2 separate regions of the Homo sapiens genome follow, and region 1 is linked to region 2. The links are chromatin loops, found by intact Hi-C in ENCODE. Cell type or tissue: HCT116. All regions are shown on one strand. Each heading gives the region's core, and the rest is flanking DNA. Links, peaks and the distances in the headings are about the cores only.

The links. Peaks named below come from ENCODE experiments on the same cell type or tissue, not always from the same donor. Only the 100,000 strongest peaks of a DNase experiment are listed, where the experiment ranks them.
Region 1: a loop joins it to region 2, with 8 times the contacts of the local background. A loop is called at or near these places in 14 of 110 quality-filtered maps.

Annotation. Positions count from the first base shown.
Region 1 is chr4:56,124,274-56,134,578 of GRCh38, reverse strand. The region is part of intron 1 of CRACD (capping protein inhibiting regulator of actin dynamics); the gene reads right to left. Among named protein-coding and RNA genes, the nearest start is that of CRACD, 80 kb to the right of the region's middle. In HCT116, for the core only: a CTCF peak has its summit at 4,993; a DNase peak (open chromatin) is centred at 4,978; H3K27ac peaks cover 496 bases.
Region 2 is chr4:56,297,858-56,308,162 of GRCh38, reverse strand. CRACD (capping protein inhibiting regulator of actin dynamics) reads right to left here. Exons shown (of 11, transcript NM_001393381.1): 4 at 9,814-9,949; 5 at 464-628. The coding sequence starts at 9,933. Among named protein-coding and RNA genes, the nearest start is that of AASDH, 84 kb to the left of the region's middle. In HCT116, for the core only: a CTCF peak has its summit at 6,482 (motif pointing right); DNase peaks (open chromatin) are centred at 6,512 and 6,762.

The sequences.
Region 1 (10,305 bases), core at 1,622-9,621, 170 kb after region 2:
AGATTGGTGTTGGTGCATGACCCAGACTCTGGCTAGTTCCTTCTCTCAGACAGAGCTGCTTGCCCAGAAGCAGAGCACATCCGTTCTGGAGCTCAGCATGCAGTTCTCCAGCTGTTCTGCCTCCAATGGTGTAGACACATGAAATTGCGGGGGAGGGCAGGAATGTTACAGGCCCCAGTTTGGTCTTGGGTCCAAGCCACATTCCTCAACCAGCTTGGTCAACAATACCACTGATAATACATTTTAATCTCCCATCAACAGGAAGGAATGGGGGGTATGATTAATTAGTGCCACTAACATCCAAAATGCTTTTCCTTCCTTTATTTGACTGTCCAAAATGTCTACCCTTCTGAGTCGATTTCTTTTTTTTTTTCTTTTTGAGACAGGGTCTCACTGCCACCCAGGCTAGAGTACAGTGGTGGGAATCTCGGCTCACTACAACCTTCACCTCCTGGGCTCAGGTGATCCTCCCACCTCAGCCTCTCGAGGAGCTGGGACTACAGGTGTGCACAACCACGTCCAGCTAATTTATGTATTTTTTGTGAAGATGGGGTTTTGCCATGTTGCCCAAGCTGGTCTCGAACTCCGGGGCTCATGCAATCACCCACCTCAGCCTCCCAAAGTTCTGGGATTACAGGTGTGAGCCACCCCGCCCCGCCAAGCTGATTTCTTATTCATGAAGTCTTTCACAATTCCTGAGGCCCTGATTAATCATTTTCTAGTCTTTGCCCCAAAGTATTTTTGTACCCCTTCCATGGTATTTATTCTACTTGTCATTCGAGTAAATATGTGTATGTATATATGTATCTTTTGACACTAAATTATTAAGTCCTTACGGGAAAGAACTAAATCATATCCTTGTTTCAACCAATTCAGCTTAATTTTTATGTACATTTAATCTGAATTGTCCTTGTAATTTCATGTTTAAGGTTTGTTTTCATGCAGATTGTAGGTTCGACAAGAAAGACATTCACTTCTTGTTAACTAGTGTATCTCTTCCACTAGCATGGGGCTTGACACAGAATAAATGCTCAGTAAATATTGTTGAACTGAGTAATACTTTCTCTTACACATTTAAATCCATGTTTATTAAATATTTGTTGGGTGACAATTGATAGCTTGATTGATTGATGGGAGACAGTGATATGCAGAAGACAACTCTAAAACCAAAGTGCCATCTTATTTATTGCAAAATAACCACAATCAAAACAACAACAGCAAATTCATGCTTCCTTTGAAGATAATGTTAAAAAGATAAAAATTATTGCCTTACCCACACTACACATTGCCCGTTGGAGTTTTCACATCTATATATTACTACTCTATTTAGTGCGTTCAGGACAAAGAATAAAATAAAACACAATTTGCATCATCACTGACTGCTCTTGTTTTAAAATAATAAATTTCTAATTTTATAAACAGGTTTTTCACATTGCAGACGTAAGAAAATCTGGGTGACAGGATCCAACCAATCTAAAAGAGTTCTGAAATAGTGACTCAGCGAGGGTGCAAACTACAAGGGCAATCAGACCTCTAACAGCTTCTGCTGTGTTGTCTGCTATTGCAAAAAAATAGGTCAGATATTGGAGTGCTCTGCTGTCCAGCACAACAGAAATTGGTGCCTCTTGGCCTCACAGAGGTCCTTTGAATTACCTCCAATAGCTAAGTAGCACTATATGATATATTTTTATTTTAGATGCTCAAATTTAGGCCTATTAGCTAATTGATGAGAACGGGAGGGGAGAAAAAGAAATCTCAGGAGAGCATCTAATAAAAATAAATATGTGTCTAGCAAGTTACCACGACTACTAATCATCCTGTCTTATGCTGCGTCCTTTGGAAATGATGTGTCTGCCCTCTAGAAGCTTACAGTATGGTCAATTTATACAGAAACCATTACCAAGCAAGATGAAGTGAAATATGAGGAAGTGTGGAGTTTGTGATATAGCCAATCAGAACAGAGAAGACAGATAACACTCTGGGAGGTCAAGGCAGGCAGATCACTTGAGCCCAAGAATTTGAGACCAGCCTGGGCAATATGGTGAAACCCTACAAAAAATACAAAAAAATTAACCAAATGTGGTGGTGCACCCCTGTAGCCCCAGCTACTGGCAAGGCTGAGAGTTGGGAGAACTGCTAGAGTCTGGAAGGTTGAGGCTGCAGTGAGCCGTGATCACACCACTGCACTCCAGACTGGGCAATAGAGTGAGACCCTGTCTTAAAAGAAAACAAAATTATTGGCTAGGCACGGTGGCTCATGTCTGTAATCCCAGCACTTTGAGAGGCCAAGGTGGGCGGGTCGCTTGACCCCAGAAGTTCGAGACCAGCTTGGGCAACATGGTGAAACCCCATCTCTACTAAAAATACCAAAAAAAATTAGCCAGGCACATGCCTGTGGTATCAGCTACTCGAGAGGCTGAGGTGGGAGGACTGCTTGAGCCTGGAAGGTAAAGGTTACAGGAGCTGTGGTTGCACCACTGCACTCTAGCCAAGGCAGAGCAAGGCCCTGTCTAAAAATAATAATAAAATATAATTGAATGTATAGCCATATTCTTCACTATTATCATGTAGAACTCCCTCAAAGTTGTTGAATGTTACAGAAGTTTTCTACGTATTTACATGGAAAAAGATCCAAAAATATAGTTACATCAGAAAAGCAAAGTATCAATATTTATAATATAACCCAAATTTTGTAAAATAAATGATGTATTTGTTATATATACTATTTTAACATATATAAATGCATTATGACATGTTCATTTAAAATCTAGAGAACTACAAACTGTATTAATAGTATTAACTTAGGGGGAAGGCTTTATAAGAATCTTTTCACTGCCCATATTATGTTTCTGCATTTATGATGAGACTGTATTACTTCTACAACATGAAAAAAATTAAATACTCTAAAAGAAAGCATTACTCAATAAAATAAGAGACCACAAAGGAAGGTTTGGAACAGTGTCTCCCCAGATCCATTATGTTCAGAATCCCCTGGGATTGCTGTTCACAAGAGCAGGCCCTATAGAAAGCTCCATACTACACAAGTACAAACCTGAGCTCATCAAACTGCATTTAAAGCTTTATTGTTCCACCTTCATGGGCAAAAGAAGATACCATTTGTGCCTGCCTATATACGATTTCAGCAACATCTTTAGATGACCTGACCAAAAAGCAATCTCTGGCTCTCACTGGAAAAAGGAAGGAAAGAAGGAAAAGATAATCTCTTAATCGTCTGTAATGTGGCATTCTGTGGCACATTAGGTCAACCCATTCAAACTCTACAACTTTGTAAAATGGATACTATAGCACTTAATCGAGATGAGGAAACAGAGTCTTAGAAACATTAAGTGACTTGGACCAATCTACCAGACTCCAGAGCCTAGGTTATACCACGTTGTAGCTCAACCGGGACTTAAGAACCTAAGAATTTAAATTAATAGCAGTATATTGATTTAAATTCATACTAGTGTACAGACAAAAGGCTATAATAATGCATTTAACATATGTTCTGCTTTATGATTCACAAAGCATTTTTCATCCAGGTTATGTTTTATTTTCTGCTTATAACAAGCAAGCTTATGAGCAGTCAGACAAGCATCACTGCCTCCATTTTACATATAAGGAAATGAACCACAAGAAGTGGCAAATGACTAATCTCTAACCCTTTTCTGAAAGCAGAGGAAAAAGGAGAGAGGGAGAGGGAGATGGAGAGGTGGAGAGGGGAAGTGGGAAGAGGAGAAGACAGGGAGAGAGAAGGAGACAGTGCCCAGGAAAAGGCAGCTTCATGGGGTGGAATAGAAGGAAAATGTAAATAAGGTTGGCAGAAAGCCAATTTTGTCCCATGAAAAGAAACAGGAAAAAAAACAACTATGACATTACTAAGCATTGTGTACTAACCAACTAGTAGATGAGCAAATCAAATAAAGTGGATAAGCTGGAATGCAAAGCCTTTTTTTAAAATTTCAACTTAGCTGGAAGTCCTTAATTCTGATAAATAAGAGAAATTATAGATGATAAACGGATAAATAAAATAGAAAGATAAGGAGTGATAGGGAAGGAAGGTTACACTGAGTTTTGATCTTAAAAGATTTAGGGTAATTTTAAGAGGGTTTTAAGCCAATATTGGAATAAGAATTGTTTGATAACAACTGAGGATTAATCAGAAGATAAATATATTAAAATATTTATATTCTTCTAAATCTTGCTCCAAGTTATTTTCCTATATACATTACATTAATTGTTATCGTTAGTAATTGGAGATTTAGGATTTTTAGATTTGTTGAGATTATGGTTACAGTTTTTAGGGGTTTTTTTTGAGACAGGGTTTTGCTCTGTCACCCAGGCTGAAGTACAGTTTACGGCTTGCTATAGCCTCAACCTCCTGGGCTCAAGCAATCCTCCCACCTCAGCCTCCCAAGTAGCTGGGACTACAGGTGGGTGCCACCATATCCAGCTAATTTTTGTATTTTTTGTAGAGACGGGGTCTCGCCATGTTGCCCAAGCTGGTCGCAAACTAAGCTCAAGTGGTCTGTCCGCTTCAGCCTCCCAAAGTGCCATGACTACACATATGAGCCATTGTGCCTGGCCTGGTTACTGCTTTATAGAAAAACATAGCTATATAGCATAAGTAAGTTATGTTCTGCTGAAATCCATTATCTTCAAGACTATTCTCACTTGAATCAAACTCACAGTCATCCCTCATGGTACAGCTCAGACAGAAGTTCCCTTCAGGACACATTCCATGGTCACATTTTTTCTTTGTGCTTCTGTAGCACTGTACGCATAATCCTATCACATCCCTGGGTTTTGTATCTGCCTCCCACTCTCTACTGTAAGCTTTTTCTGGGCCAGGATTCTGTCTTATCCATCTTTGTATCCCTAGTGCCGGGCACAGTGCCTGACGCATGGTCAGTTCCATAAAAGCGTGCTAAACTGCTGCATCATCGAGTGCCCTCCAGTGTGGACAGGTGACCATCACCTAGGCACCAGCATCCACCTGGTGGCAGCAGCCCCACGGTGCAGCACATCAAGGAGGAAGTTAACAGTTTCCAGGGAGTTGGTCTTAAAAGCCTGAATCTGTAAAGTCATTGCAAATCTGTGTACTGAAAATCTAAATCCAGACAACAAAGAAGCCAGTTCACACGAGGCCCTAAGGCTTTTTGCCTTTGTGTTCTCAGAATCAATCACTGATGAAAATTACAAGAAAAAATTTTGGCCGGTGTGGGGCTCATACCCGTAATCCCAGTACTTTGGGAGGCTGAGACAAGAGGATCACTTGAGCCCAGAAATTCAGGACCAGCCTGGGCAACCTAGGGAGCCCCCATCTCTACAAATAATTTAAAAATTAGCCAGGCATGCGCCTGTAGTCCCAGTTACTCAGGAGGCTGAGGGGGGAGGATTGCTTGAGCCCAGGAGGTTGAGGCTGCAGCAGGCCATGATTATGCTACCACACTCCAGCCCGGGTGACAGAGTGAGTCCTTGTCTCAAAGACATTTTTAAAATTAAATAATATAAAAATTAAATTAAAAAACAAAAGGTTTTATAAATAGGTAAAACATTTTCACAGTACGATTAGTTTTTTTAAAAATAGGTCCCAAAAATAACTGTTTATATATCTTCTTGGCTATTAAAGAATAAATACTTGCTGAAGAAATTTTACCCAGAAATATTTTTTCTTACTGACCCAAACAATATTAGTGAATATAGCTAAGTTTATTATTGATTTTAAACTATCTTTAGGGATTTTCCAGTTATCACAGAATATGGTCTTTGATTTTTTATTTTAATGTAGAAAAGAACATTTTATGCGGGAGGTTCAGAAAATTCCTTTTGTTGGTTTCTGAGGTGGGGGGTCTCCCTATCTTACCCAGGTTGGCGTCAAATTCCTGGGCTCAAAGCATCCTCTCTCCTCAGCCTCCTACGTACAGAAACTTCTTAAGCAGTATTTTCATTTACATCTTATTTGAACATCATTTATCCATCAATTTCATAAAAATAAAAATTGAGGCACCTTCCTAATTGTGTTTCCACTTTGAACAATCAAAATAATAGAAAAGGATCCAGTCACCCTTGTCAAGAAGCATTTACAACAATGGAATGAAAGCTCTGCCCAGCCACAAATTAACTATAACACAAGGCACCAGGCCAAAAAAATTTCAGAATTCGCAGTGACTAAGGATTACTGTTCATACAAAGAGAGAGAGAGGAACTCCATTTCATCCTCATAAGCTCTCAATCGTGTTCTCAGAAGTCTTTAAGTCATGCTTTGCAGACACTTTATGCTCTATGGAAAGCACTAAATTAAAGTCATGTATTATTTTATAGACTCTCTCCATCTAGGCAGTTTGGGTTAAAATCATTCCCAGGTTCAGTTACATTTAATAGAACTACATTTTCCCAGCTTTTTAAAACTTTCAGCCCCCTCCCTAGACCACACCCCCACACACATTCATTCAAGCACACATCAGGAAATATTGATATGATGGGGACATGGTGACGACTCCCATTTTATTTCGCTCAAATTCTAGTGCCTTCCTGTACTTCAATCAATGTCTTCCACTAAAAGAAAACTCTAGAGAGAAAACAGTCATATTTTCCCCTTCCACCCATTGTGATACTAAGGACAATGCAATAGGAGTGTCCCTTTGTGCAAGCAAAGCCTACAGACAGCTTCCATATGTGCTGCCTTGGAGCTGGCTCTGGCTTTCTGGAGCAAGGCCGAGATTTAATGAGGCTTTCCATATTGAAGGTCACAATGGTGTGCTGAATAACAGGGTCTCTGCAGGAAACCACACATCAATCCTAAAGAACTGCATATGGCTCAGTGACAACTGAGAATGACCTCTGACAGCATTTCACAACACCAGCCATGCACACCCAGACATCTATCTCATGAGACCCTAGGGAAATAGGTGCTATACAACAGAGGATGCTCTTGTTCACAGGTAGAAAATTCTATAATCTATTACCTTCCGAAAACATTATCTTTGGCCTCTGCCTCCAAAAGTATCAGCCACCTTTGAAGTTAAATATTAAGGCAGAAGAAGAGAGAAGAAGGAATTCTAGGAAACATAATTTCAGTAACAAAAAAATTTATCCTTTTTAAACTGGAAAACTCAGTTACCCTGCTTCTATGAACTCTTGTTCTTAAAAAAAGAAAAAATGCACTCCTCTCTTTCCTCTACAGGCTATTCTTTCTAATAAAGTTATTTTTCTCCCTAAATTCCAGAGCTTATGCAGAGATATAAATGAGGGTGTCTTAGTCCGTTTGTGCTGCTTTAACAGAATATCTGAGATAGAGTAATATATAAGAAACAAAAATTTATTTTCTCACAGATCTAGAGGCTGGGAAGTCCAAGATCAAGGCACTAGCATCTGACAAGGGCCCTCCTGCTGTGTCCTCCAGAGGGGAGAAACACCATGTCCTCATATGGCAGGAGGCAGAAGGGCAAGAGAGAGCTTATTCCCTCCATCAAGCCCTTTCATAAGAGCACCTAACCTACTCATGAGGGCTCCGCCTCCCAAGTTCCATAAACATCTCCCAAAAAGGCCCCATCTCCCAACACTGTCACATTGGGGATTAAGTTTTAACCTATAAATTTTGGAAGGGATACAAACATTCAAAGCATAGCAGGAGAGCAAACCAATTCTTTTTCATGAGAATAGAAAACAAACAAACAGTAACAAAAAACAAACCCAACCAGCCCTAGATGCTAGTCTTGTTTCTGCTAGTCACCCCAACTCTCATGGATCCCAAGCTTCCTTATATATAAAATAATAGGGTTAGAACACAAGTGGGATCATAATATTTTGATTTCATAGAGATAACTGGGCTTTAGAAGTCGAAGAACCCAATAAAATTGTATGTAAAAATTTTTGGTGTACAAGCATTTTTCTAGGTCTACAATCTACTTTCATCAGATTTTCAAAATGGGCTAAGACTCAAAATTAGTAAAGAACTACTGGTTAAAACAATTTCAAAGTACAAAGATATAAACTGGAGAGTCTACAGTTCTAAGATTCTTTAGCTAACAACAGTGCAGGTGAAATTCTAAGTCAATTAGAAGAGGAAAAAGCCTACAAATTGTTATCCTTAGAGAATGGAGAAACTAAAAATACAGTTCATTCAACCTTCAACAAGCCTAAATGATCTGTAAGAGATTAAGGGGTTGTCTAAGCAAAGTTGAAGGGCCTGATACGTGCATTCCACTCTCAGCTGGAGACTTAGGACCACATATAAACAGCCATAGAAGTAAGCGAAGAGTACACCTAGTGCCCAGATCTTGGTTTCTAAATACTGTTCCCCACTAAAAGGTGGAAATCCTTAAAGATATGGCTGAGTTTTGGTGTGGGGCAGGAAAGATACGAGGTAGCCTGGCATACGTTATTAGGCTAAAAAGTAAGGAAGTGCTCAAAGACAAAATGAAATCATGTTAAAAGTGGACAGGAATTGGCTTGAAGGGTTTCCCACTGGCCAAATTTGGGACAATACAAGCATCAAAAAGAATAAAGAGGCTGGGTGCAGTAGCTCATGCCACTCAGCATTTTGGGAGGCCGAGGTGAGCAGATCACCTGAGTTCAGGAGTTCGAGACCAGCCTGGCCAAGATGGTAAAACCCTGTCTCTACTAAAAATACAAAAATCAGCCAGGTGTGGTGGCACGCACCTGTAATCCCAGCTACTCGGGAGGCTGAGGCAGGAGAATCACTTGAACCTGGGAGGCGGAGGTTGCAGTGAGCCAAGATCGTGCCATTGCACTCCAGCCTGGGCAACAAGAGCGAAACTCCATCTCAAAAAAAAAAAAAAAAAAAAAAAAGAAGAAGAATGACAGTAATAGATTATAAACATTAAAAATTTTAAATCCAGTCAGGCGCAGTGGCTCACACCTGTAATCCCAACACTTTGGGAGGCCAAGGCAGGAGGATCACTTGAGGCTAAGAATGCAAGACAAACCTGGACAACACAGTAAGATCCCATCTCCACAAAAAAATAAAATAAGCCAGGCATAGTGGCACATGCCTGTAGTCTTAGCTACTCAGAAGGCTGAGGTGGGAGGACTGCTAGAGCCCAGGAGGTTGAGGATGCAGTGAGCCATGCACCATTTGCACCATCTGCACCATTGCAGCCTGGGTGACAGGGCAAGACCCTGTCTCTAAAAAAAAAATTGTTTTTAATAAAAAAATTTAAAATCCATGAGTATAAAATGATGAAAGAAAAAGAGGCAGGGTAATCAGAGGGCAAATAAAAGCAAGGGGAGAAAAATACCAAAGACTTTTCTTTACAGGAGAATACTAGCTAATAAATGTAGAAGAAACAATACAATTTAAAAAAATCAACATTTTGCAATCCTCAGGTCATAACTCATTTAGGCAAGAATCATCAGTGGATGCAAAAGTCACTGGGTGAAAGTGATTTTTACATGGGGACAAAGATAGTCACATGGTCCCAAAGTATCACACAACATCTTCTTTACTATGAAAGTATCCATTCCCCAAACCTAGCTTTTTAGAATGAACATAACGTTGGATATTTCTAATTAAATGATATTCTGGTTAAAGGAGATTAATTTTTTGAACACCTGTAAACTTATGTTTTCAAAAAATTAAAGCATATCATTAAATATACACTCAGCATCACAGAAAAAGGTCCTCACATAGTGCACTGGGATTCTCAAGCTGGTTTTTGTCTCTCTCTGCTTCCCAGTGGCCAGCGGCTCCACTTAGGGATATTAGAGCCCACAATTGTTCTACTATCCCCTCCTAGACTTTACAGGAATGAAAAGCAACTCTTCCTCTACCAAAAGTAGGGAAAGACAACATAAGAAATTCTACAGGACAAATAACCATGTTTCTTCAACAAATGTTAAGAAAAAAAAGAGAGGCAATGTTTATGGATTAAAAGAGAATTAAGAAATATCTCAACCAAATGCAATGTAAGAAACTTATTTGGACCGTGATTTAAACAAAGCAACTATAAAAAGACATCTATAAAATAGAAAAATTGGACTATAAAAGGACATTTGTGAAATAGGAAAATCTGAACACTGACTAGATATTAGATATTAAGGAATTATTATTATTTTTAGGTGTGATACCAGGACTGTGATTATATTTTAAAAGAGTCCTGTTCTGATAAGACACATAATGGAGAATTTACAGATAAAATGATATAATGTCTAGAATTTGCTTTAAAATACTCCAGCAGGGGTGGGATATACACGAAACAAGATTGGTCACATGCTGATAACTGTCAAATCTGGGTGATGGATTCACAAGGGTTTATTATACTATCTCTCTCTACCTTTGTG
Region 2 (10,305 bases), core at 1,561-9,560:
GCAAAGCAGGCAGTGGCTCAGTCCTAGGGAGACAAAGATGTGTCAGACCCAGTTTGTTCTCAAGGAATCCCATGTTTAGAGATGGAGAGAAAACAGTTACATGGACATAGATAGGGAGAACAGACGTGTGAAAAATGGTAAAGACACACAGCAAAGGCACAAGAAGACAGTACAGCTTGGGGTGAGGCCAGGTACGGCTTCCCAGAAGAGGTAGGCATAAGCCTTGAAGGGTAAGTGAAAGACACTGGGAAGACCGCCTGCAAAGGGCTTGTCTCCTCTTCCTCCCTGTCCTCTTCACTGGCTACAGGTCAGGACACCTACCAGGAAGTGCCCTCAAGCCCTGAGCTACTCATGAGAAAAGCTCCTCCCTCTAATTCCCCTGCTGCAGACCCCAGGGTTACTGGAGGCCCAATGTCCTGCCCTGGTTTATGAGCCATCAAGTCATTCCCTGGAGGAGACTTACCTTGTTCTCTGCGTCTGAGAGGACGATGTCCTGCTGAGTCACAATTTCCATGGGACTGGTCAGGAACAGATCCTCTTCTAAGCTAGCCTCTCCACTGTTTGCCTTATTCATGGGAATGGCATTGGGTGACCGCTGCCCAAACTTGATATTCTTGCCCAACTGTTGCTGGAGAGAAACAGAAGAAAGACATTCTGAAGCAGTGAAGCAGTTCACAACCACCACAACCAGGTTCTCCAGCATGTCTAGTGAGCACTGAGGCATACCTTGTGCACAACTGATTTCTAGACTCAACACCATGCCAGGAAACCATGATGCCATCCTGTAATAAGTTAATTTGTTTTCCACTTTCTTCTCTTTTCTTTTTTTTTCTTTCCCACCTTCAAGCCATGAGCTTTTTCATCCAGCCACCTCTTTCATGGAGATCCCAACATTTCCCAGTGGGCATGGTGGCCACATTTTCTGAACCAAAAGTTGGGATATATGTTATGACAAAAATTTTTCATTAACCTATAAATTCATTTACATAAAAAGTCTCTTAAAAGTGCAAAAAAAATTATAGAAAACAGTTACATGAAATGTAGGAACCACTGAGGGAAATCAAGACCCTAAAGGTTGGTGCAACTCTCCAGCCCCTTTGGGACATATTCACTTTGAAGATTTATACTTCCGCAGCCTTCCTCACCAGCCCTTAGCTTGAGACCCCAAACCAGAACATTGCATTCTGCCACACTGGGTCGCTGCCAAGGCAAAGAAGGCCCCAGGGCCAGCAAGTCTTTCCATGATCAATACTAAAACCCTATAAAGGATAGGAACAATCTGGACGTCCTCTTTGCCTTGCTGTGGCCACCTAACCGTGACAAAGGAGACAGAGGAACCAAATGGGGAAAAGCCAGGGAGGGACTGACTACTGGTGAGTGGTGGCTAGAAGGACAGGGAAAAGGGAGGGGAAAATGGGGTAGAAATTCGGAAGATTAAATAGTATTTGCAAGTAGAGGAAGGCCAGATTAGAAAAGCAAAAATGTCTCCAGAAGTTGCCCAAAGTCCCCTGGGGGGTAAAATTGCCCCCAGCTGAGAACCACTGCTCTAGACCTAGGTCCTTGGGTTACATAGTCATTATATTCCTCAAAGAATATATTTTCTGAAATGTTCATCTTTCTCTGTTTGTTTGTTTGTTTGTTTGTTTGTTTGAGACACGGTCTCGCTCTGTTGCCCAGGCTGGAGTGCAGTGGCCCAATTTTGGCTCATTGCAACCTTGAATTCCCAGGTTCAGATGATTCTCCCATGCTCAGGTGATCCTCCCACCTCAGCCTTCCAAGTAGCTGGGATTACAGGCATGCACCACCACAGCCAGCTAACTTTTGTATTTTTTGTAGAGATGGGGTTTCAACAAGTTGCCCAGGCTGGTCTCAAACTCCTGGTCTCAAGCAATCCGCCCACCTCGGCCTCCCAAAGTGCTGGGATTACAGGCATGAGCCACCACACCTGGCCTGATATTTATCTCTAATCTGGCTAATATTTAACCCCACAGAGCTGCAAAAAGCCATAGCAATCACCTACTCCAAACCCCTCACTTTGCAAAAAATGTCTGAGGCCCAGTGGAGAGAGGTGACTGGCCCAAGCTTACGGAAAGAATGAGTGGCTCAAAAGGAATCTGAACTCAGGTCTTTTAAAAATAACATTCAGTGTTGTTTTCATTGTACTCCACTGGTGCTCATAAATTTGACTTTGTACTTCTTTCTTCCAGGGGCAGAAATAAAGAGGCAGAGTATTTCTAATACTTCAATGATGTTCCCTGGCGCAAGAATCCCTTGAGGGAAATGTCTTCTCTCCCTTTGAACTCAGCGGTACCAAAACCACCCACCTTTGCCCAGCTCCCCCTCAGCCTTGCACAGTGGGCAGTGAGACTGCAGAGATATAATAGAGATAAGCCCAAGGGTCCCCTCCACATGCCCCCTGGGGACCCCAGCATGCCAAGTCAGGAGCACAGCCAGGCAAGGGCTTGTATGCCTGGCTCTCCCAGCCTCACAGGACAGGAGCACACATGAAAAGCCAAGTTCAGCAAGGGAAGTACAGCGTCAGCAGCCTGGAAGGGTTGTGGGGAGGAGAAGGCTGAAAAGGGTGTCTTCTAAAAACAAGTCCAACAGGAAGTGGCAGGTAGTATCTATCTACTCTAAGCAAATCAATAAGCAGGCATGGTTAGAACAGCCAATGGATGGAGTTAGACAAGAGGACATGGAATAACAAGGTAACAGGCCCATTTCACCCTGCAGCCTTGGGAGAGGGGGTGGGGACCTGTGCAGAAGAATGGTTCCTGTGTCCGCCCAGCCCAGCCTTCTCTAGGAGTGTTGGCCAAGAACTGGAAACTGTTCTAAATCCCCTTAGATTGAGACATGTCCTGGTGGGAGGGTCTGCTTTTTACCAATGCTGAGATGAGGACATTTCTTGTGCTTACAGTGGAAAGGATAATTCCTTTTTTTCTGAGACAGGGTCTCTTTCTGTCGCACAGGCTAGAGTGCAGTGGCATGATCATAGCTCACTGCAGCCTGGATGTCCTGGGCTCAAGTGATCCTCCTGCCTTAGCCTCCCAAGTAGCTAGGACCACATGCATCGACCACCACACCTGGCTAATTTTCAGATTTTCTTGTAGTGACGGGGTCTCACCATGATGCCCAGGCTCGTCTCAAACTCCTGGGCTCCACTGATCCTCCTGCATTAGGCTCCCAAGGTGCTGGGATTACAGGTATGAACCACTGCACCCCGCTGGAAAGGATAATTCTTTAATGAATTTCCAAGGAGGACCTGGCCTAACACTCTAATACCATTTAATTAGGATTTTTGCCATCATCACACACACAAAAATTGAATATACTTAAACTTTACTTCATTTTAAATTTTTTAAATTAAATTTTATTTTTTTAGAGTTGGGGTCTCCTTCTGTTGCCCAGGCTAAAGTGCAGTAGTGCCATCATAGCTCACTGCAGCCTCAAACTCCTGGGCTCAAGGAATTCTCCCACCTCAGCCTCCTAAATAGGTGGGACTACAGATGCACACCACCATGCCCAACTAATTTTTAAAATTTTTGTAGAGGTGGGTGGGGTCTTGCTATGTTGCTCAGGCTGGTCGGGAACTCCTAGACTCAAGCAGTCCTCCTGCCTCCGCCTCCCGAAGTGCTGGCATTACAGGCATGAGCCATCACACCTGGCCTGTTTTACTTCATTAGAGCCCTTGTTATAATACTCATGTTGGTCCATCCTGATGCTTAAGAGACAAAAAAAGAATAAGGCAAAATGTAATCACAGTCTGAATTGAAATAATGTCCAAAGATGGAATGACTATTATATCTACAAACAGAAAAGAGAACATGGAAAGAAAAAAAAAAAAAAAAAAGGAATAAGAACAGGAAAAAGAAGGTGCCTGGTGCAAAGCAGAGAAATGAAAAGAGTAATGTTAGGAAGTGAAGTTGAGAATTAAAGAGGCAATTCGAGAGGAAGGGACAGGGAACAGAGAAAATGCATAGGCAAGAAGAGGGAGCAGGGCCCAGGAAGAGCAGACCAGCTGCAGTTACAACAGCTGGGGGATGTTGGCAGGGGAGGGCAGAGGGAGAAGAGGCAGAGGGAGGGAGGGAAGCAGAATGTATCTATCACGTATGTCACAGATATGTTCATCCTGGCAAAATCAGCATCATGCTGTTGCCTTTTAGAATGAAAGTGTGCATCTTAGTAAAGAAATTGACTTGAAATCCCCCCAGAGAAAACAAACTCAGGCTGGTGGCTGGGGAACTTAGGAAGAGAAACTGCGATGAAAGAGGAGAATGGTGGCTGTGACGAAGAGGAGGGCTACAGTTTCTATGTCCAGACGAAGCACTGTCCTCGAAGACATGCCCTACAGCCATCTGGGATGAGACAGTGGACCCAGGCCAGGGCAGGACTCAGGGTCCGACGCATGGTGCTCAGTCCTCAGGTACCCAAGGCCAAGGCCAAGGCCTCGCCCCTACAGGCTCTCCCTGTGGTACCTCCTCCGAATGCTTCCTTCAGCCAACTCAGAGGAGACTGGTTGTTAGGACATTTTGTGTGATTTATTGTATCAACAATTAAGTTTACTGCTCACACCTGTTTGACAATCTCAGGTGTCATGTGAATTGACTATGTGGATAAATGTGTCTTTTTTGTTACTTTAATTCTGCCCACTACTCAGGCATTGTCATGAGAGGAACTATGAAATAAACAATCACTGAAAACCAGACTGTTAAGATAAGCCAGACTTTAAGTTTTCAGAGAGATAAACTACTACTCCTCCCATCTTTAAAAAAAATATATATCCCTAGGTTCCTTCTTTCTTTTTTTTTTTTTTTCCTACAAAGGAGTCTCGCTCTGTCACCGAGTCTGGAGTGCCAATGGCACGATCTCGGCTCACTGCAGCCTCCGCCTCTGGGGTTCAAGCGATTCTCCTGCCTCAGCCTCCCGAGTAGCTGGGATTACAGGCACATGCCTGCACGTCCTGCTAATTTTTGTATTTTTAGTAGAGATGGGGTTTCACCATGCTGGCCAGGCTGGTCTTGAACTCCTGGCCTCAAGTGATCCACCCACCTCGACCTCCCAGAGTGCTCGAATTATAGGCATGAGCCACCACACCCAGCCTCCAGACTCCTTCTTTATACACATGGGAAGTATAAACAGAAGGGAGAGTGGAAATCTGTGCCTCAACTGACACTCCATGTTGCTGGTGGCCATGAATGGAGTTACTGTTGAGACTGGAATGTGAGCTACAAGGAACTATATTTTATTCATTCAAATTGGACCATTTTGTTGTAATGTGGAATGCTGGAGAATGACATTACAGGAATGCATATCCATATTTATAAGGCTTATTCCTACAATGTGGAAATGCCGAGCACACCATATTCTGCAGCTCTCTGCCAGTGTCTAGATTTTCCTATCCTTCAGACTATGTCTAAAGAGCAAAGCAGAAAAAAATAAATAAGTAAAGTTGCTGTCTTTTTGAGCAAACTACAGGTATCTCCATAGTTAAAATGAATAATAATAAAAAAAAAGAAAAAGCATACAGAATTAAAGACATCCTGCTCTAGGAAGAAGTGGCTAAGAGCGGGTGTTTATTCTTTGTGTCCTTGACAGCTGCAGTAAGGTGTCAAAATCCCCGAATGTATGACTTTGGTATTTGTAAGTGAAATCCAGCTCGGTGGGAGATACAAGCCACTCAGGATGGCGGTGTTCCCTCCTACACCAGATAATCCGTGGTACAAACAGACTAAGCATTTCCTGACAAAGGTGTGGTATAATCCTAACAATTACCTGCAGCCTCAGACTGTGGTACCCCTGAGTTTTATCACCAGTTGGTACATACCTCACAGCCCGGTCTGATCTTACACAAACAGGCACCCTCCCTGATCCATGCTGGTGGGCAGCTGTAGGGAATGTCAAGGTCATTGTAGCTGAAATGCAACGAAGTGCGAAGCTTCTGAAGCCGCTCCATGCTACAGCAGTTCAATAGTGATTGTATAGAGATCGCAGATCTTAAGAGCAGGAGGGGCCCTGAGATCACCCCTTGTGTGCATGCCCCTTAGTTTTCAGGAGGAGAAAGTGCCAGAGAGGTTGAACGACTTCACCCAAAGCCATACAGCCAGGTGGGGCTGGCTTTATATTCCACTGCATTCTGTCACTCATTCAAATGGTATTCACACTACTGGCCACAGAGCGACTCTGTTATGTACAGAGTCCTCACAAAGGACACCACTGTTGGTTTTGTCCCTATAACTGCCCCATATATTAAAATTTGTTTTCACTCTGCACGTGCACTATTTTTATCTTTAGAAAAAAAATGGTGATTTTTCTTTTAAATAGTGATTTTTTTCTTTTAAATCTGCCACAGAAATTGTGGCAGATGGTAGATTCACATTACTCAGGAAAGGGGAGGCTGGTTTTTGCTGTATTGAGTTCTTCTGTACTCCGTGGAGAGATACCAACCTGCAAACTAAGACAGTTCTCGGTGAGCCCACCATGTGCAGGCACTAGAGGGCAGCCTTTCCAAAGGCAGGCATTACAGACAGACACCCTTCCGTGGGTCTCTAGGAACTCGAAGGGCTGGGAAGTTTCTTAAGCCACAGAGAAAAAAGGCACTCCAGTAGACATCTCATCTCAGAAGAATGTCTTAATAATGGTGGCTAATCAGCTTGCCAGGACATACACTGTCAAATAGGTGTTTTCCATTACTTCTCTCTTTTTAAAAATAAACATACACACATACACAAAGACAATTCCAGACATAAAAACATACATGCCTCAGACACAACTAAATTCTCTCATTCCATGCTGGCATCTACAAGGGGGCGGTCTCTTAGGCTGCTTACTAAGCATCAATACCAGCATCACGTTGTCATGGAAAAATGCAAAGCATTCATGCAAGTTAATAAAGTTACTATCACTTCTACGACTTACCAGGAACATACTGCTTAGTCGACTGAAAAATAAAGCACAGTCTTTTTGGGGATGATTCAGTTATATCTCAAGTCACGCCAAAAAAAAAATCACATTTTCTATGATAATGGTCCCCATTTCCCTCCTCAAAGAATGAACAAAGCCTTTTATGTTTTCAAAAGTATAACTACAGAGCTGAAAGGAAGCTTGTGAATCCATGCAGCGGAAGCAAAACTAGGCAGACTTCATCTGAATAGATATTGTCAAAATGAGCGCACACAAATTAAACAGTTATTCTGCTTTACTCACATTTTTCTTCCTGTGTTTATGCAATTGTCACTTCGGGGAAGTTAGTCATTTTACATTTTATTAATTATGACATCAGGTTATTTAAAATCACGCCTTACTGTTAACAGAAATATTTTTATTGGGTTTCTATCTTTCCAATACTGCAGAATTATATAGTATACTTTTTTACAACACTAAATCCACTTCTTGGCGTGGCAGTGGCATGTGGTATGATGTGACAGAGCAGGTATCATTGAAGACAAGAGATTTTTATCTGATTTTTTAAAAACTCCTAAAAAGCTCTCATAAAATACAGCTGTTTTGTGAACTGAAATCTGTAAGTCATTCCTCTTAGAAAGGGGATCCAATGAACCAGAAGTTCACAACTTCTTAGGAATAATATTGCAAGAATCAAAAGACTTGAAGAAGGAAAGGTAAGGAGGAGGGGGGTCAAGGTTTTCTTTGGCCATCACCATACTTCCCTCTTCTTCAACCTATAAGAAGTCACAGCTTGCTTTTTCTATAAAAAGTGTTAGAGCACGGCCAGCTAGAACCAAGAATGGAAGCCAGTTAGGAAATGCTAAGATTTGAAGGACATGTCTGGGGGTTGGCCCTGAGGGCAGGACTATGGCTTTGGGCAGCGGTGGCAGCAGGCATCAAGACCTAGGCAAGTTGGGTGTCGTTCCAAGGTCTCTTGGCTACTTCCCTGTCTGCCACATGCTACATTTAGCTGGGTGTTATGTGGAATATGTGACCAGACACAATTTCCACAAAATATCACAAAATACACAGCCTACGCTCCATAGAAACAAGAACACCTCACAAATAATTTTCTTTTTTTTTTGAGAGGAAATCTCTCTCTGTCGCCAGGCTGGAGTGCAGTGGTGCAATCCTGGCTCACTGCAACCTCCACCTCCCGGGTTCAAGTGATTCTCCTGCCTCAGCCTCCTGAGTAGCTGGGACTACAGGCGCCTGCCACCACGCCCAGCTAATTTTTTGTATTTTTAGTAGAGACGGGGTTTCACTGTGTTAGCCAGGATGGTCTCGATCTCCTGCTGATCTCTACTGAGTACAGTGCTTCAGCATATCAGTAGCTACTGAGGGCAGTTGTTCTCTTTTCCTTTTTTTTTTTTTGCTCGTTTATTGATTCATTCATTTAATCCATTGTTGTAGACTTACAGACAGGTGGAAGCCAGCAGACCAGAGCCCTCTGTTCATAACCTGGAGACCCTCCAAGCAGCTAGCTGGAGAGCCTCAGAGAAGTGCTTGCTTGGGCATTTCTCTTGGGTAAGCGAATTTTTTTTTTTTTTTTGGACAAGCTCTCACTCTATCACCCAGGAAGGCATGCAGTGGTGCAATCTCAGTTCACTGCAACCTCTGCTTCCTGGGCTCAAGCCATCCTCCCACCTCAGCCTCCTGAGAAGCTGGGACTACAGGCATGCACAACCATGCCCGGCTAACTTTTGTATTTTTGGTAGAGATGGGGTTTCACCATGTTGCCCAGGTTAGTCTCAAACTCCTGAGTTCAAGCAGTCCACCCACCTCGGCCTCCCAAAGTGCTGGAATTATAGGAGTGAGCCACTGTGCCTGGCCAGATGAGAGAATTCTATCTGCCAAGCAGCTAGGCAGACCTCATAGTCAGGCTCTAAGTGCCTCTGCTCTTCTTGCTTTTCCTGTATTATCTGTCATTTCAATCATATGTAGTGAATAATTATTTATTATATTTTCATTGTTAGGGAGGTACCACCCGAGTAGATTTTAGGTAGGAAAACTGCCCCACTCTGCAGAGTGAACTGGAAGTGGCTTAAGAGCTTTGTGATTTTCTTCTGAGACAAGGTGGCTTAGGGTGGCGAGATTTACAAATACAACAGAAAAATAGAGTCGTATCATTCACTGTCCAATTACAGAGACTCGGAAAGTGGATATGTGTTGTGCACACGCTCAGTCAACAGTCAGCCCTGATTCAGGGATTATGGGCAATGCTTAACGGTTAGGAACTCTTCCTCTCATCCAAGTCCTATAGCTTTTTGTTGTTGTTGTTGTTGTTGGGGAGAGAGCCTTGCTCTGTCACCCAGGCTGGAGTGCAGTGGCATGATCTCGGCTCACTGCAACCTCTGCCTCCCGGATTCAAGTGATTCTCCTGCCTCAGCCTCCCTTGTAGCTGGGATTACAGGTGTGTGCCACCACATCCAGCTAATTTTTGCATTTTTAGTAGAGACAGTGTTTCGCCATGTTGCCCAGGCTGCTTTTGAATTCCTGGCCTCAAGTGATCCACCCGCCTCGGCCTCCCAAAGTGCTGGGATTACAGGCCTGAGCCACCGCGCCTGGCCCCAAGTCCTGCAGCTTCTCTTGGGTACTTGTTTTCATGTCCAGTAAAATATGAGGGAACAATTTGAAAGAAAAGGAGAGGGTGTGTCATGCAGATGGCTGCAGTGGTGATAGTGTAGCTCTTGCAGGTAGGCAGGAGGTTTCCAGAGAATACAGTTGAATTCAAGAAAGCAATAATTCTCACCAGGAGTGACCTCTGGACCTCCCAATCCATTACTCAAGGCCAAGCTCGGGACTTTTCCCACTTCCCTTCATAACTGGGCCCCTCCTATGGCTCGTAATTCCACTCTCAAGCTGTCTTACCTGAAGAGTTTTGACTTTGCCCAGGATGTTGTCCTGTGACATTGCTTGAACTGTCTGCTCACTTTCTGCTCCCCCATCAGGGATAAAAATACTGTCATGGGAAAATGCCCGGGTTCCCATAGAATAGTTGAAGGACCTGGAAGGTAAATCATGTGCTTCATTTTATTAGGATAAAATTTCTTTTGGCAATTCAGTTTTCCATTATTCCTGATTGGAGGGACTCCACCCACATTCCCAGTCTCATTCGGCAAGCACTTTCAGCATTGTGTCCCTGTCTGCTGGGGGTCAGCCAAGGAGCTGGGTAGACAAAAGGGTCCCCATCTCTTACATAGCCCTGGTTCAGAGCCATTCACCGTGAGAACACAAAGACAGTTACTTATTTGTATAGGATCCAAGACAGAAGGCACTGCAGAACTTTTAATTGGAAGAGCCTTTCTCCAGCTGAGCTGTCACTATCAGTTTTGTCCCAGTAAGTCTTGCCAACCAGAATTT